Linked DNA regions of Homo sapiens: region 2 is linked to region 1. Evidence: read pairs that join two places in POLR2A ChIA-PET (ENCODE). Cell type or tissue: PC-9. All regions are shown on one strand.

Region 1 (8,000 bases):
AAGAGTACTTACAAATAAAAAGTAACAGTAGACAACTATTTAGAAGGGCTAAAAGATAAAGGAAATACTCTTTAAAAAAAAGAAAAGCGAAATACAAAAATTAGTCGGGCATGGTGGTGCACATCTGTAGTCCCAGCTACAGGTGTGTACCACTTGTAGAGGCTGAGGTGACAGGATTGCTTGAGCTTAGGAGGTCGAGGCTACAGTGAGCGGTGATCATGCCACTGCACTTTAGCCTGGGTGACAGGGTGAGAACCTGTCTCAAAAACAAAACAAAACAAAAAGAGCAGAAAATTAAAAAGATAAAATTACAGGAGCAGTCCAGGAAGTCCAACATTGAAAAAATAGGAGTTTCAGTAAAAGAAAGCAGAAGGCATGGAGGGGAAGAAATAATGACCTAACAATACAATAAAAGGCCAAATAACTTAAGGAGATTAGTTTTTAGTTTGAAAGGACTGAGTGCTCACCATGAGGGATGAAAACAGACACATGAAAGTCACAAACTGAGGTCATAGAGAAGATCCTGAAAGCTTATGGGAAAACAACAACAAAAAATGGATCAAGAATCATTATGATTAGCTGTGTGTGGTGGCGTGCACCTGTAGTCCCAGCTACTTGTGAGGCTGGGGTGACAGGATCTCTTGAGCTCAGGAATTTGAGGCGACAGTGGGCTATGATCACGCCACCACACTGCAGCCTGAGTGACAAAGCAAGACCCTATCTCTTAAAAAAAAAAAAAAGGCATCAATATGCTTGAACCTTTAACAGCAGCACTATAAACTAGAAGACAACCAAATATTTATTTAAAATTCTGAAGAAAGGCCGGGTGCAGTGGCTCACGCCTGTAATCCCAATACTTTGAGAGGCCAAGGCAGGCAGATCACTTGATGTCAGGAGTTCGAGACCAGCCTGGCCAACAGGGTAAAACCCCATCTCTACTAAAAATACAAAAATTAGCCGGGTGCAGTGGCACATGCCTGTAATCCCAGCTGCTTGGAGGCTGAGGCAGGAGAACTGCTTGAACCCGGGAGGCGGAGTTTGCTGCACTCCAGCCTGGGTGACAGAGGGAGACTCTGTCTCAAAGTAAGTAAGTAAAGAAAGAAATAGAAATAAAATTCTGAAGAAAATGTATCCCCAACTTAAAATTCCACATCAACACTAGCTATAAATCAAGTATAAGGGGAGGATAAAGACATCCTTATATATGCAAGGTTTCAAAAAAATGTATCTCCTGCTCTCCTTTTTAACGCCAACAGAGGGCCAGGCGCGGTGGCTCACGCCTGTAATCCCAGCACTTTGGGAGGCCGAGGTGGGTGGATCACGAGGTCAGGAGATCGAGACCATCCTGGCTAACACGGTGAAATCCCGTCTCTACTAAAAATACGAAAATATTAGCTGGGCATTGTGGCTGGCGCCTGTAGTCCCAGCTACTTGGGAGGCTGAGGCAGGAGAATGGGGTGAACCCAGGAGACAGAGTTTGCAGCGAGCCGAGATCACGCCACTGCACTCCAGCCTAGGCGATAGTGCGAGACTCCGTCTCAAAAAAAAAAAAAAAAAAAGCCAACAGAGGTTACACTCTACCAAAAACAAGGGAATTATGTACAAAAAATGAATGTAGGGGATACAAAATGGGGTTTAGTATGACAAAAGCAAAAACATCTCTAGGATAAGGATGAAAGGAGGTCCCAGGATGCCACCTTTGCAGCAGTGTAGGGACCGCCAGTCCTGCTTGGAGTAGGTTGTTGGACTCTGGAAGGTACCCTTCAAAAGATAAAACTGACGCAGCTGTGTATCTGAATGTGTTGAGAGAAGGCTTGGATGGAGACTTTCAAGTTGAATAGAAAACCAAAAAAAAAAAAAAAAAAGACTACAAGTTGCTGTAAAGGAAAAGTAAGCATGGCTCTAGCTCAGTTGTGAATATTATTTACTTAAGGTAAATGTGAATATTGTACCAAATCGAATTATAATATAATGATGTCAGGAGGATTAGGGACAGGATGTGTGTGAGATGAGGTTAGGATTGTGAAAGAGAACTTAATCCTCATCTTCCATAATGGGAAATCTACAGATAATGCCTAAAAATGAAAAATCAAGCCATGACAGTATGAGCATTCCCCATTGTCAAAAGATCAGCTGAGAGACTCGAACGTGGCTGTCTTAGGGGAGCAGAGAATGGTTATGTCACCTGGTAGCAGGGGTAAGGGGTGTCATGGGACTGCCAGTAATAATTTAAGAAAGTGAGTTACTCTTGAAATTATGTTTTTATGTAACTTTAGTAAAAATAAAAGCACATTAAAAAAATAAAGTTTTAAAATTACTATGCCTGGCCAGATGTGGTGGCTCATACCTGTAATCCCAGCACTTTGGGAGGCCGAAGCTGGTGGATCACTTGAGGTCAGGAGTTTGAGATCAGCCTGGCCAACATGGTAAAACCCTGTCTCTCCTAAAAATACAAAAATTAGCTGGGCGTGATGTCACATGCCTGTAGTCCCAGCTACTCAGGAGGCTGAGGCAGGAGAATCTCTTGAAGTCAGGAGGTGGAGGTTTCAGTGAGCCAAAATCGCACCACTGCACTCCAGCCTGGGTGACATAGTAAACTCCATCTCAAAAATAAAATAAAATATGCTTAATACAGTATTTTATCAATTCTAAATGCAGTTTTTCACAATTTTTATATCACTGAAATTAGGATGCATCTAAAATCTGCATTGTCTTAGGTTTAATGAAATATGATAGGTCAAGATTTTTGTGTTGATTCTTATTTGTGGATGACATGAGTGTAACTTTTTTTTTTTTTTTTTAAAGATTGCAGGCCTAAGTCTACCTCTTCCTCCCAAAAAATTGATTGGTAACATGGATCGTGAATTCATAGCTGAAAGGCAGAAAGGTCTTCAGAACTATCTCAACGTGATCACAACAAATCATATCTTGTCTAATTGTGAGCTGGTTAAGAAGTTTTTAGATCCAAACAACTATTCCGCAAACTATACTGGTAAGCGAAGGAATCTGTGAATTATGGTCACATGGCTAAAGAGGCACTGTCCCTTGCTGGAGATAACGTATGTGGGAGAAATGTTTTCTCAAAATGGGGATGTGTATACATTTGTTATAGCATATTATGAATTTACTAAGATTTTCTTGATTGTAGTTTACTGTAGATGTATAAGAAGAAAATAAGTTACTTCCAAAATATTTGTAAAGTCTGCACAGAAAAATATGGAAGAGAAATTATTGTATGTATACTTATACTCTTGCCTTTATTGTCTTCCCTGACAGAACAGAGAGTAAGTAATCTACAATAGGCCAGACGCGGTGGCTCATGCCTATAATCCCAGCACTTTGGGAGGCCAAGGCGGTTGGATCACCTGAGGTCAGGAGTTTGAGTCCAGCCTGGCCAACATGGTGAAACCCTGTCTCTACTAAAAATACAAAAATTAGCCAGGCATAGTGGCACATGCCTGTAATCCTAGCTACTCGGGAGGCTGAGGCAGGAGAATCGCTTGAACCCGGGAGGTGGAGGTTGCAGTGAGCCGAGATAGCACCACTGCACTCTAGCCTAGGCAACAGAGCAAGACTCTGTCTTAAAAAGATAATAATAATAATAATTAATCCACAATAACGCATACAGTAATTTTTATATTACTTTTGACCTCTAATCAACACCTTATACATACAATAATCTTAATCTGATTTGTATTTGGCTCTGTTTTTGTATTTACAATATGTTGTGTGTTCTGTTTTTTCTGGGAATTTACTTTAAACACAGCAGTGATTCAGAAGGGTCCTCTCTGTGTCTTCCTATTTGCTCCCTGAGACCCACTCAGTGCAAAGCATAGGAGGTCATTCTCTTCCAAATCTTTCCTGGATCAGGGCAGCCGCCAAGGTACTGTGGTTGAAAGGGCTTCTCTTCCAGTACCGATTACACTCAAAGCTGGCATGAATAACCTAAGCCTGATGTCAGCAGAATGAGAAACTAAATACTTAATACATTCTGGTGTCACTTTGAAAAGAACAGTAGAAACCATTGTTTCACCTGATTTGTTTAAAGAGAAACCATGCTTTAGAGACTTTCTAAGTGGAACTATGGATATTGTTACTTTGCTTGCTAAGAGAATACACCATATCAGATAATTGAGTCCTTAAAACATTGCTTTTGAAGTAATTAGAGAGAGGCATTTTTATTCCTATTTTATTCCTTTTATTTATTTATTCATACCCATTCATTCACCAAAATATTCCTATTTCAGAGAGGGGAAACAGATGTCTACTTGGCAGGCACCAAGTTTTTCTCCACAGTAGAATCACCTGGGGAGCGTTAGAAAAATTTCTCATGCCCAGGCTGCGTGCATGCTGATTAAATCGGAGTCTTGTGGTTGGAGCTTGTAGTCTGTAAAGCTTCCCAAGTGATTCCAATATGGAGCCAAGTTTGAAAACCACAGCCCTTGAGGCTGGTGACTCACAGTGTGGTTCTCTGACCAGCAGCATTGGCATCACTGGGAGCTTGTTGAAGGTGCAGAATTCAGTCCTCATCCCAGACTTCCTGAATCAGGATCTGATTTTAACAAGGTCCCCAGGTGATTTGCACGCACATTAAAGCGTGAGAAGCCTCACGCTAGGATGTACCTGCCATTTCCTAACCGAAGTGCTCTACAGGGCTAAGGAAAATGCCTTTCTAGAGTGTAACCAAGAGAAGGAAAGTTTATTTCAAACTCACACTTACTGTAAGTTACCAAATGGAGCAGTGAGTTGTTACAAGGATTCCATTCCTGCCTTCACTTGTTTTTTTTGTTCACGGAAGAGAAAAGATAGCACAGATAGGACTGGGGCTCTAGGGACAGCTTGAATTCTGTCAAAGTAGCATCTTTTGTGGCTTTCATTTCTCAGTGTTTCACCTTGATTGTTCCCAAAATTGTCAGACAGCAGGCCATCTGGACTGACTTGTCAAATCAGCCCTAACCCAGGCCCACTCAGTGGTTTATCTCCCTCATTCCCTGCGAGTGCTTGCTAATGTTCTCCTGAGGGCAAGCATCAAGGTGTAGTGCACGTGTAATGATGCCATTTATTCAACAAATGTGATGTGTGCTGGGTGTTGGGATGCAGGCACAAATAAATGTGTTCCTTGCTCTCAGGGAGCTGGTACCAGAAGTACATTGAGTCCCATGGGGTCAGAGCTAAAAGGGATCTTAGAGCAGATGTATCATGTCTAACCCTCTCTTTTCATGAATGAGTTCACCTAAGGCCCCCAGAGAGGGAGGGCCCTAGCCAGGATTGCACATTTGTGTGACTTTAGTCTGGTCTGAGTGTTTAAGTTAAAATGCTTTGTAACTCCTAGAAGGTTGTCTATTCTGACAGTTGTTGGTTCTCTGCTTTTTTCTGTACCTGCCCCACATGCTGTTGTTGTCTTTGATCTCTACTCCCCCTCCCCACCCCCAGGCCTCCAGCATGGTAGAGAGTCAGGAGTCCAAAGCAGATGTGGGCAGGGGTATAAAAAGACCACCAGAAACTCCTGCCGGAACCTGTGCTGGCTGCTATTCAGAGGGCACAATCCCGGAATTAAACAATAGGTGATGGATGCTGTTTTCAGAGAGATGTTGATTTATTTCACCCTTTGAATGAAATTTCGGAGTTTGTCTAGCCTCAAGGCTGACATACCAGCCACCTCAGGAAAAGGAAGCATAGGCTGCCACCTCCATGCCAGCTTGACAGGACCATTCCTGAGATTCACAGCATGGCCCACGGAACATACCCTGCACGCCTCTCACCTTGTGGCACTTCTCTAAGCAGGGCCGCTTTCCCTGTTTGTTTTTTGAGCAAGGGTCTCACTCTGTTGCCCAGGCTGGAGCGCAGTGGCACTATCCCAGCTCTGTGCAGCCGTGACCTTCTGGGTTCAAGTGATCCTTGCGCTCCAGCCTCCTGAGTAGCTGGGATTACAAGTGCACACCACCATGCCCAGCTAATTTTTTCATTGTTTGTAGAGAGGGGGTTTCACTATGTTGACTAGGCTGGTCTCAAACTCTTGAGCTCAAATGATCTGCCCACCTCAGCCTCCCAAAGTGCTGGGATTACAGGCATGAGCCACTGTGCCTGGCCCACTTTTCCCTTTTAATGTGGATAATGTCTCCACCTCTTCTCATTTTCCACATGGTCTGCAGTCACCACCCAGCTTCATTTCAGCAGGATTTGAGTTCTGTGTTCAAGTGGTGGCCAGAATCAGCAGAGCACTTTTCCTGGTCCTTGCTCTGATGGAGGGTGAGGGTGTCTTGTTGGAGGGGGACTGTGATGGCATTCTGCTCCCAGGGGATGGCTAACTGGGAGCTCTCAGGACATTGGCAGCTTCCTTCTCTCTTCCCTGGGTCCCCAGCCTGGGACTGCTGAGCCTTTCTTTCTTTTCCAGGTTTTCTCCAGAAGAGCCAATCCTCAGAAAGGAAATGTAGACCCTTGGTCTTCTGTGAGGGAGTTGTGAGGTGTTCATTTGAATTAGAAAGTCTAATTGAGGGCCAGCTGTTGTGCAGGGAAAACAGGTATCTCCTGGTCCTGAGAAGTTTGTGTTGAGAATCTATCTCACACATATATCCCCCTTACTTTTTTTTTTTTTTTTTTTTTTTGAGACAGAATCTCACTCTGTTGGCCAGGCTGGAGTGCTGTAGCGTGGTCTTGGCTCACTGCAACCTCAGCCCCCCAGTTCAAGTGATTCTCCTGCCTCAGCCTCCCGAGTAGCTGGGATTACAAGCACCTGCCACCATGCCAAGCTAATTTTTTTGTATTTTTAGTAGAGATGGGGTTTCACGATGTTGGCCAGGCTGGTCTTGAACTCCTGACCTTGTGATACGCCCACCTCGGCCTCCCAAAGCGCTGGGATTACAGGCATGAGCCACTGCACCTGGCCTACAATATTCATCTTTTTAACAAGGTACTTCTATCATTTAAAAGCCTCACTGCACTGTAGCCATCTTCCTGCCTCAGTCCTTATACCCTCTTGGAGTAAGGGGGTTTTAATGTCCATGCAAAAGTCATTTGAACCAGAAATCAAGAGGCCTGTATCATGGTCCCAGCTTTGTCATTAGCAGCATTTCCTCTCAGTGGGCCCACATCCTGACCTATAAAACAAGAGGCTGGGGAGGGGGAATAGAGCAGGGAGTGCTGAAGTTCCCCTTTTAGGCCTAAAGCCCCAGGAATCCCTTGAAAAGGTAGGAAAGTAGTGGACTCTGGGATATAAAAAGGGAGAGAGTGGGGAAAGAGGACTATATTTAGAACAACAGCAGGGTATTTGGTGAGGTTGCAGGCCTTTCTGCAGTGCAATCTGCTGTGGTGGACTAGGAGTCTGGACCCTAGCTCCAGTCCTAGAGGAGTCAGTGTTTGTTCCCTGCAGTCATTCCATGGGGCTGCGATCCAGGAATTCAATGACTGCTCGCACTGGGGGCGCCTGGTACAACTGAGCTCTGTGGGAAGTACAGGATGGACTTGAAGGCTGTGCTCTCCATTTCCTGTCTCCAGCTTGTTTATCAGCACTTTCTGAGCATGCAGTTTTTCCACATGTGTCAGTCAGTTCCTGTGTCAGAACTAGAGGGCAGATGCCTTCCTTCTCATGGATTTCATGTTCTAATGGGAGAGAGTTTCCACATCTGCTGAACACAATTGAACCCTTGGTTCCTGCTTCATCAGATATTTATTGAGCATCTACTGTGTGCCATGTGCTATGTATGCAGCCAGGAGGAAAGAATAATTTCCCCAGTTCCTACTCCATGACAGTTACACAGGGAGATTGACAGGTGATGGCTGTGGCAGAGTAAATGTTAGGGAGCACCTTGGGGAAGGAGGCGGGGGCATGGATGATCCACACCTAAAGTTGAAGGAAGGCTTCCCAGAAGAGTTCATTCCTACACGGAGATCTGAGGGGTGAGTAGAAGGTAGCCAGGCCGAGAGGCAGTGGCCAGTGCTCTGGGCAGAGCAGCTTGAGAAGATATATCCTGGCTTTACCCTTCCAGCCAGAGCATACAGTC
Region 2 (8,000 bases), 130 kb after region 1:
TACACAAAACTGAAAGTTAAAAGGCTGAAAATAAGGTGGTTCAATTACCGCAGTGATTTATCTCCTTCTTTTTGTTACTTAAAAGCCGGTTTACCACTCTGTGTGTATGCACTTGGGTCTGTCAAGCCATGATTTAGAGCTTGGGCCTTCCTCTTAATTCCCTTTACTAAGTTCCGAGCAGTGCATTTTGCTGATTACAATCCAGGCTCAGAGTTCCTGCCAGGCCATACTGCCACTCCTTGTTTCTTTTATGTGTTCTCTAAGAATATTTTAAACAGACGTGCTACGCCAAGTGATTGCCAACCTAACGGGAATCAATTAAAATGGGAGAACATGAAGGTGTATTCACTGCCTGTTCTCTGCTTTCTTACATAATTTATAATGTGTTCCACTCAACTACCTGAGTATTGGTTGGTGACTTCTGAGCCCACTGGAACAGGCGTTCGTAGACGTTTCCATCATAACAGCCAAGTGCTGAATTTAAACACTGATCGGTGAAGTCAAAAGCATCAGTTAACAGGATGGCATCCTTCCTGGGATAGGAAACAAGAGTTTGTAAGTATTTTAGATTGCTCTTATGAATCAAACTAGTCTTGGATGGTGAATAACAATACCTAATTAGAGGTTGCATGATTATTCGCTTTTCAAACAATTCAGCATTTTTTTTTAGTTTTTATTTTTTAATCAGTTATATGTGCATAGTATAATGAGTCAAAGGGTTCCGTAAGGCTTGTTTAAAAAAACAGCATATCCGGCCATGCGTGGTGGCTCACGCCTGTAATCCCGGCACTTTGGGAGGCCGAAGTAGGTGGATCATGAGGTCAGGAGATCAAGACCATCCTGGGTAACATGGTGAAACCCCGTCTCTACTAAAAATACAAAAAATTAGCCAGGTATGGTGGCACATGCCTGTAGTCCCAACTACTTGGGAGGCTGAGGCAGGAGAATCACTTGAACCTAGGAGGCGGAGGTTGCAGTGAGTGGAGATTATGCCACTGCACTCCAGCCTGGGCGACAGAGTGAGACTCCTGTCCCAAAATAAATAAATAAATAAATAAATAACGAGCATATACCTGTCTGATTTCCACTTCTTTTTCCTCAGAAGCAATTTCAATCTGTTTTTTTTTTTTTTTTTGATACAGAGTCTCAGTTGCCCAGGCTGGAGTGCAGTGGCACAATCTCAGCTCACTGCAACCTCTACCTCCCGGGCTCAAGCCATTCTCCTGCCTCAACCTCCCGAGTAGTTGGGATTACAGGCGCCTGCCACCATGCCTGGCTGATTTTTGTATTTTTAGTAGAGATGGGGTTTCACCATGTTGGCCAGGTTGGTCTCGAATTCCTGACCTCAGGTGATCTGCCCACCTCGGCCTCCCAAAGTGCTGAGATTACAAGCATGAGCCACCATGCCCGGCTGGCAATTTCAATCTTTTAGTTGATATTTCAGTATTTATCTGAATGTCAAAATATCTTGTTTATATTGCTGCTTGTTGATGGTTCAGTTTGAGATATTATCTGTTGAATCTTCATTCAAAAGGTAAAGATTTATATTTATCACCCCCTCTCTTCACTCCTACCTCCCCTTGTTCCCATTCTTCTTCCTCCTGGCCTTCGGGCCTCCCAATATAGTTATAATTTTGGCCAGACCAATATTTAGTATTGACATTATGATGATTGTGTGTCATTAAAGCATTGGTGGTAACTGGGATACTGTATCCAATGTAATCGTTTCTTGATGATCCCCAACATCATATGAGCCCTACCGCCAATTTAATGTCCCCCTGCCCCCTTGTGGTCTCACTTCATTCCTTATCCAGCTGAAATTCCATGTTCTATTACTCTCTCAAAAATACATTCAACAGGCCGGGCGCGATGGCTCACACCTGTAATCCCAGCAATTTGGGAGACCGAGGCAGATGGATCAGCTGAGGTCAGGAGTTCGAGACCAGCCTGGCCAACATGGCGGAACCCTGTCTCTACTAAAAATACAAAAATTAGCCAGGTGTGGTGGTGTGTGCCTGTAGTCTCAGCTACTGGGAAGGCTGAGGTGGGAGAATCGCTTGAACCTGGGAGTCAGAGGTTGCAGTGAGCTGAGATCGTGCCGCTGCACTCCAGCTTGGGCAACAGAGCAAGACTCCCGCTCAAAAAAAAAAAAAAAAAAAAAAAAAAAAAAAATATATATATATATATATATATATATATATATATATATATATATATACACACACACACACACACACACACACACACACTCAACGATTTTTCTTGCTTTGTCATACCTGTTTAGCAAAACGCATACCTCTTTGTCTTTAGTTTTCCACCCACTTTGTGCCACCACCTTTGTAACTATACATGGCTGGAAAAAACAATCATAACTGGTGTAATAAGGGCTCAAGTGGGCCCTGATTGCAGCTCAGCAATCGTATTACATTGCTATATTTACTCATTGTTCATTTACTGTTTCTTTTTCTTAGGCAGTTATTTCTTACCATCTCTTTGATCCTCAGATTGACACTATCCACCTTTCCCATCTCTTTTGCCTGGATGGCTTTACATCGTATTTCACTAATGAAGTGGAAGCAGTAAGAGAATCTGTGTAAGTTCCCACCCTTGCATTTATACATACAATGCTTTCTCTCTTCAGGCTCTCAGCTCAGGCCTCAGTCCCTCCTTGTCTACTAGATGTCTTTTCCTCTTGCATACTGGAGAACAACATTCTCCTGCCTTTCTCCAACAACATCAAAATTCCCCTCAGGGGTAAAAAGTTAGTGGAAATGCCCTTCTTTCTTTTTACTGTAGGCCTGGCTGGTTGCTGTCAAAATGGGCAAGTTCATGAAAAAGTGGGAAAGTGGTGCTGGTCCTGGCTGGATGCTACTCTGGACGCAAAGCCATTATCATGAAGGACATTGATGATGGCACCTCAGTCCATTCTTACAGTCATGCTTTGGTAGCTGGAATTGACTGCTATCCTCACAAAGTGACAGCTGCCATAGGCAAGAAGATCTCCAAGAGGTCAAGGATCAAGTCTTTTGCAAAAGCTTATAACTGCAATCACCTCATGCCCACAAGGTACTCTGTAGATATCCTCTTGGACAAACTGTCATCAACAAGGATCTCCTCAAAGACCTTGCTCTTAAACACAAGGCGTGATGGGAGGCCAAGATCAAGTTCAAAGAAAGGTACAAGAAAAAAAAATCCCCTCTCTACTGGATCATTTCCATCAGTATACAAACAGACAATCATTTCTCCCATCTTAAACACAAGCTTTTGACTCTATTTCCTTCTCCATCACCTTGGCTCCCGTTTAGGACAAAACTCCCTGAAAGTGTTATGTGTGTTTATGCTTATGATTTCCAATTTTCACATTCTCTCCTGAACTGGATCTGTTCATGTTTTTACTCCCACCACTCCACAGAAATAGCTCTTGCCACGGTTACTTCCTTATTATCTTGCGAGGGTCTCAAGACTGAGTACTTGGACCTCTTCTCTTCATGCACTCCTTGTGATGTTCTTCTCAAGGCTTTAAATATCAACCATACGCCAATGACTTCCAAACTTATCCCTCCAGTGTCCCCTGCTTACCAACATCTGTACTTGGATTTCTGATAGGCTCTTCAAAAGTAATGTATCTGAACCCAAACTCCTTCCCGTCCACCCTGCCCAAACCTGGGCCTCCTGTAGTCTTCCGCATTTATAGTAAATGGCAGCTCTGCCCTTCTGACCAAAAACCTTGATTCTTCTCTTCTTTCTCACCATACATCTAATCTGTCAGCAAATCCTGTTCTGCCTTCAAGATATATTCAAACTTCAACCATTCCCACCACCTCCAGCACTGTCACTGCTCCAATCCACTATCATCACTCACTTGGATGATTGCATTAGCGATCCAGCTGATCTCCCTGCTTTTCACTCTTAGTTCTTAATATGGCAGCTGGAGCAAGCCTTTAAAAATACACATCAGATTCTTTTAGGTTGTGTCTATCCAATGCTCAAAACCCTCCCATTCTATCCCATGCTCAAAACCCTCGCATTCTCTTAAGTCTTTGCAATGATCTACCTTACCGTCTCTTCCCACCCCCTACTGTACTCCCTTAACTCTCTGCCCTCTGCCGTCATTTTCCACCGCAGTCATGCCATTCCTGCCCCTGTGGCCTCTTCTGTGTTCTCTGGATGGATATGCCAAGCACACTCTGGTCTCCAACATTTGTACTGTCATGCACTGCATAATGATGTTTTGGTCAATGATGGACCATGTATATGATGGCGGTCCCATGACATTATGATAGAGCTGAAAAATTCCTATTGCTTAGTGATTGATGTTAGAATTGGCTGCAGTATTCAGAACAGCAACATGCTTTGCAGGTGTGACTGTACGAGCAATAGGCTATACCATTTAGGCTTGTGTAAGTACACTCTGTGATGTTCACATGATGACAGACTCACCTGAAGACACATTTCTCAGAACGGATCCTCCAGTCATTAAGTGATGCATGACTGTACTTATGTTCTGCCTGTAATGCTCTTTCCCTAGCAGCCACAACAGCTTCTCCCTACCTTCTCCTCAGGTCTTTCCTTAAATGTCACCCTCCCAGGGAGGCCTTCTCTGGCCTACTTAAAATTGTAGCTCCCCCTCCTCCCTACTGACCCCCAGCATTCTTTCCTCCACTTCCTGCTATCCTTTCTTTCATGGTAGGTATTACCATTTCACATGGTATACAGTGTGACTTATTTTGTGCATGTGTGTGCCTGTCTCCTCTCCTCTAGTCTGTAGGCATCTGTGACCCTTTTTCATCTGAAACTCGTATCCTTCATTTGAGGAATGTTTTCTTGAATTATTTTATTAATGATTCGCTTCCTTCTGTTTTCTCTGTCTTCTTTCTAGACCTGTTCTTCAGATGATGAACAGCTAAGATTGGTCCTCTTACTTTTTAAAAGTCCTCCTTTTTTTTGTCTTTTTGCTTTCTTGCTGTGAGATTTCTGCAACTTTATCTTCCAGTCCTTACATTGAGTTTTTCATTTCCATTATCATTTTTTAACTTCAAGGAGCTCTTTTTTTAGGTTCTCTGAATATTAGTTTTAAATAATGGCATTCAGGTTTTTATTTTGTGGTTGCAATACCGTCTCTTAACTCTGAGATATCACTGTTTTTTTTTTTTAAGTTTTCTTCTCCCTGTGGATTCTCTTATGTCCTCTGAATTGCCTTGTTCTTGCTTGTTTTGGTCTCCATCTTTTATGTTAGGGGCATTCTTCAGGTGTTTGGTGATCCCTGAGTGTCTGATCATAGCTAAAAGCAAAGCCTTAACTAGCTGATTACAAACTTGTGGCTATGCTTGCTAGTATGGGGTTCACTATGGAGTGAATTGGGTGGACCATTGGGGGACTCTGATGTCAGTGTCTTTAGCTCCTTCTCCTTGGGCTGGTCAGATTCTCCAGAGAAGGATCATCTTACCATCTTCTTGCAGGGTACTAGTCTGGCTGCCAGTTTTTTAGGAACCAGTGGGAAAAAAGGTCTGGGGGAGGGAGGTGTCAGTATTTGGCCTATAAAGAACCCTGTGTTTTCTGAAGGGTAGCCTTATTATCAACTATACCTGATGCTCCCTAGTCCACAGATCCTCTATTTACCCTTCTGCCAGGGCAGAGTCAAGGAAAGTCTTAAAATTACTCACAGAGGCTAGGTGTGTTAGCTCATGCATGTAATCCCAGCACTTTGGGAGGCTAAGGTAGGAGGATCCCTTGAGCCCAGGAGTTCAAGAGCAGCCTGGACAACACAGAGACAACATCTCTTTCTCTTTGTGGGTTTATGCCTTTTAAAAAATTTCAGTCCATTCACTGATGTTTTAGTAGGGTTTCGGGAAAGAACAGAAGTAAATGCATAGTTTAATCTGTCATCTTTACCTGGAAGTCCCCCCAGCTGAGGTTTTATGACCGCTTAAACAACTAAAAACTGTTTGGGTCAGTTAACATTGCAGAGAGCTTGTTCTTGGCATCCATAGCATACTATGCCGCCCTTCAGTTTTCATCTCAGAAATCTTAGGGAGATAGTGACTAATCAAGGCAGGGAACTGTGACACCAAACAGTGATATGCATAGAATCTGTTATGTGCCTAATTACCCTGCAGTAGTAAGGCTACTTAGGAACCATCATGGAAGTAAATCAATTTCTGGGTTTGACGCATGAGTAAGTTGGCAGATTGCATCTGGGCTGTCTGTCTTGTCTTGAATTGTAAGTTTCTGGAGCCAAGGCAAGCACTTAGAAATGCTGTTTGCAAATTTAAAAAACATGCTTATAGGGTGTTAAGGTAATCTTTTGTATTTTATCATCACTGACAACCGGGGCTAGAACATTATTTTCAAGTGCTTTTAAATTCTGAGAGTTTCAAAAAGATGGACACCCTTGGGCTTGAACTGTGCAGTACTTAATTATGCTCTTAATAGTTTTCACCACTGGATTCCCTGTATTAGGGAAAGTTTTATACCTGGGACATAATTGTGTCAAACGTATTTTTGACAGTTTTTGATGATTTAACTGAACAAACTTTTTTTTTTTTCTTGAGATGGAGTCTCACTCTTGTCGCCAAGGCTGGAGTGCAGTGGTACGATCTTGGCTCACGGCAGCCTCTGCCTCCCGGGTTCAAGCGATTCTGCCTCAGCCTCCCAAGTAACTGGGATTACAGGCATGTGCCATCACACCCAGCTAATTTTTGTATTTTTAGTAGAGACCGGGTTTCACCATGTTGGCCAGGCTGGCCTCGAACTCCTGACCTCAGGTGATCCACCCACCTTGGCCTCCCAAAGTGCTGGGATTGCAGGTATTAGCCACCGCGCCTGGCCTGAACAAACATTTTTTTGACCACCAGCTATCTGTTACATGCTATGAGTAGTCATAAAGGGCATGTAACATATTGCATATTGTGAGAAATAAAAGGAATTTGGTCTAGTTTTTTAAAAACCTGTCTTAAAATCTTATTTTTAAAAAATTACAAATCTTTTAGAGACAGGGTCTCACTATGTTGCCCAAGCTAGTCTTAAACTCTTTGCCTCAAGTGATCCTCCCACCTTGGCCTCCCAAAGTGCTGGGATTACAGGTGTGAGCCACTGCTCCCAGCCTCTTTTTTTCTTTTTATTAGTCTTGTTGATATAAGAATTGTTGGAGATTCTAGGAGTCGCCTCTAACCCCATGCAATAGGTATCATATTTTCTGCCCAGTGAGGTCTCAAAAAGATTATATTCTCAAATTAGTCCATTTTTTTTAATCTTATGGACAATGGTAAATAATTTGCAATGTTTTCTTTTCTTTCCTTTTTTTGAGACAAGGTCTCACTTTGTTGCCCAGGCTGGAGTGCAGTGGTGTGATCATAGCTTACTGCAACCTCAACCTCCTGGGATCAATCAATCCTCCTACCTCAGCCTCCCGAGTAGCTGAGACTACAGGTGTGTGCCTGATTCATTTTTTGTAGAGGTGGGGTTTTGCCATGTTGCCCAGGCTTTTTTTTTTCTTTATTGTTTTTATTTCTATTTTTTTCTAGGACTCTGATCAGGTTGGGCTTTGGTTTTGATATGTTTTTAAAGCAATCGTTTAGATTATAGAATAATAGTGTGAAAGCACTGCATTAGTATTTCATTCACCATACATGGCACTGCATTAATGCTGCATTAAAAAACTTTGTGTTATTATTTTATAAATCAATATATGAATTACAGAGTTAAAAAAAATTTTTCATCTTGAAGCTGAGGGAAGATTAAGGTAAGTTTACTAAACTTGGTAAGAATTTGCTTAAGCACATTCAACAAAGACTAGGATGTGTTCAAAGTATATAATACCTCAACCTTAACCTTAACATACAGGTTAAGAGCTCATGCCCAGGGGCCAGACCTGAGATTGTACCCAGCCCCTCCTCTGGCTGATTGTGTGATACTGGGCAACTCCCATCAGCCTGAATTTCCTTTCCAATAAAATGAGGAGATTAATAGTACCCATTTCAAAGGGCTGTAAGGATTAAATG

What was found. Peaks named below come from ENCODE experiments on the same cell type or tissue, not always from the same donor. Only the 100,000 strongest peaks of a DNase experiment are listed, where the experiment ranks them.
Region 2: POLR2A ChIA-PET joins it to region 1 with 5 read pairs; 2 of 35 experiments call an interaction of 5 or more read pairs at or near these places.

What each region holds. Positions count from the first base shown.
Region 1 is chr3:58,379,709-58,387,708 of GRCh38, forward strand. PXK (PX domain containing serine/threonine kinase like) reads left to right here. Exons shown (of 18, transcript NM_017771.5): 4 at 2,806-2,992. Among named protein-coding and RNA genes, the nearest start is that of PDHB, 50 kb to the right of the region's middle. In PC-9, no CTCF peak of the experiment used is centred here; a DNase peak (open chromatin) is centred at 4,453.
Region 2 is chr3:58,508,493-58,516,492 of GRCh38, forward strand. ACOX2 (acyl-CoA oxidase 2) reads right to left here. Exons shown (of 15, transcript NM_003500.4): 14 at 401-533. It also overlaps the pseudogene RPL27P9. Among named protein-coding and RNA genes, the nearest start is that of KCTD6, 20 kb to the left of the region's middle. In PC-9, no CTCF peak of the experiment used is centred here; no DNase peak of the experiment used is centred here.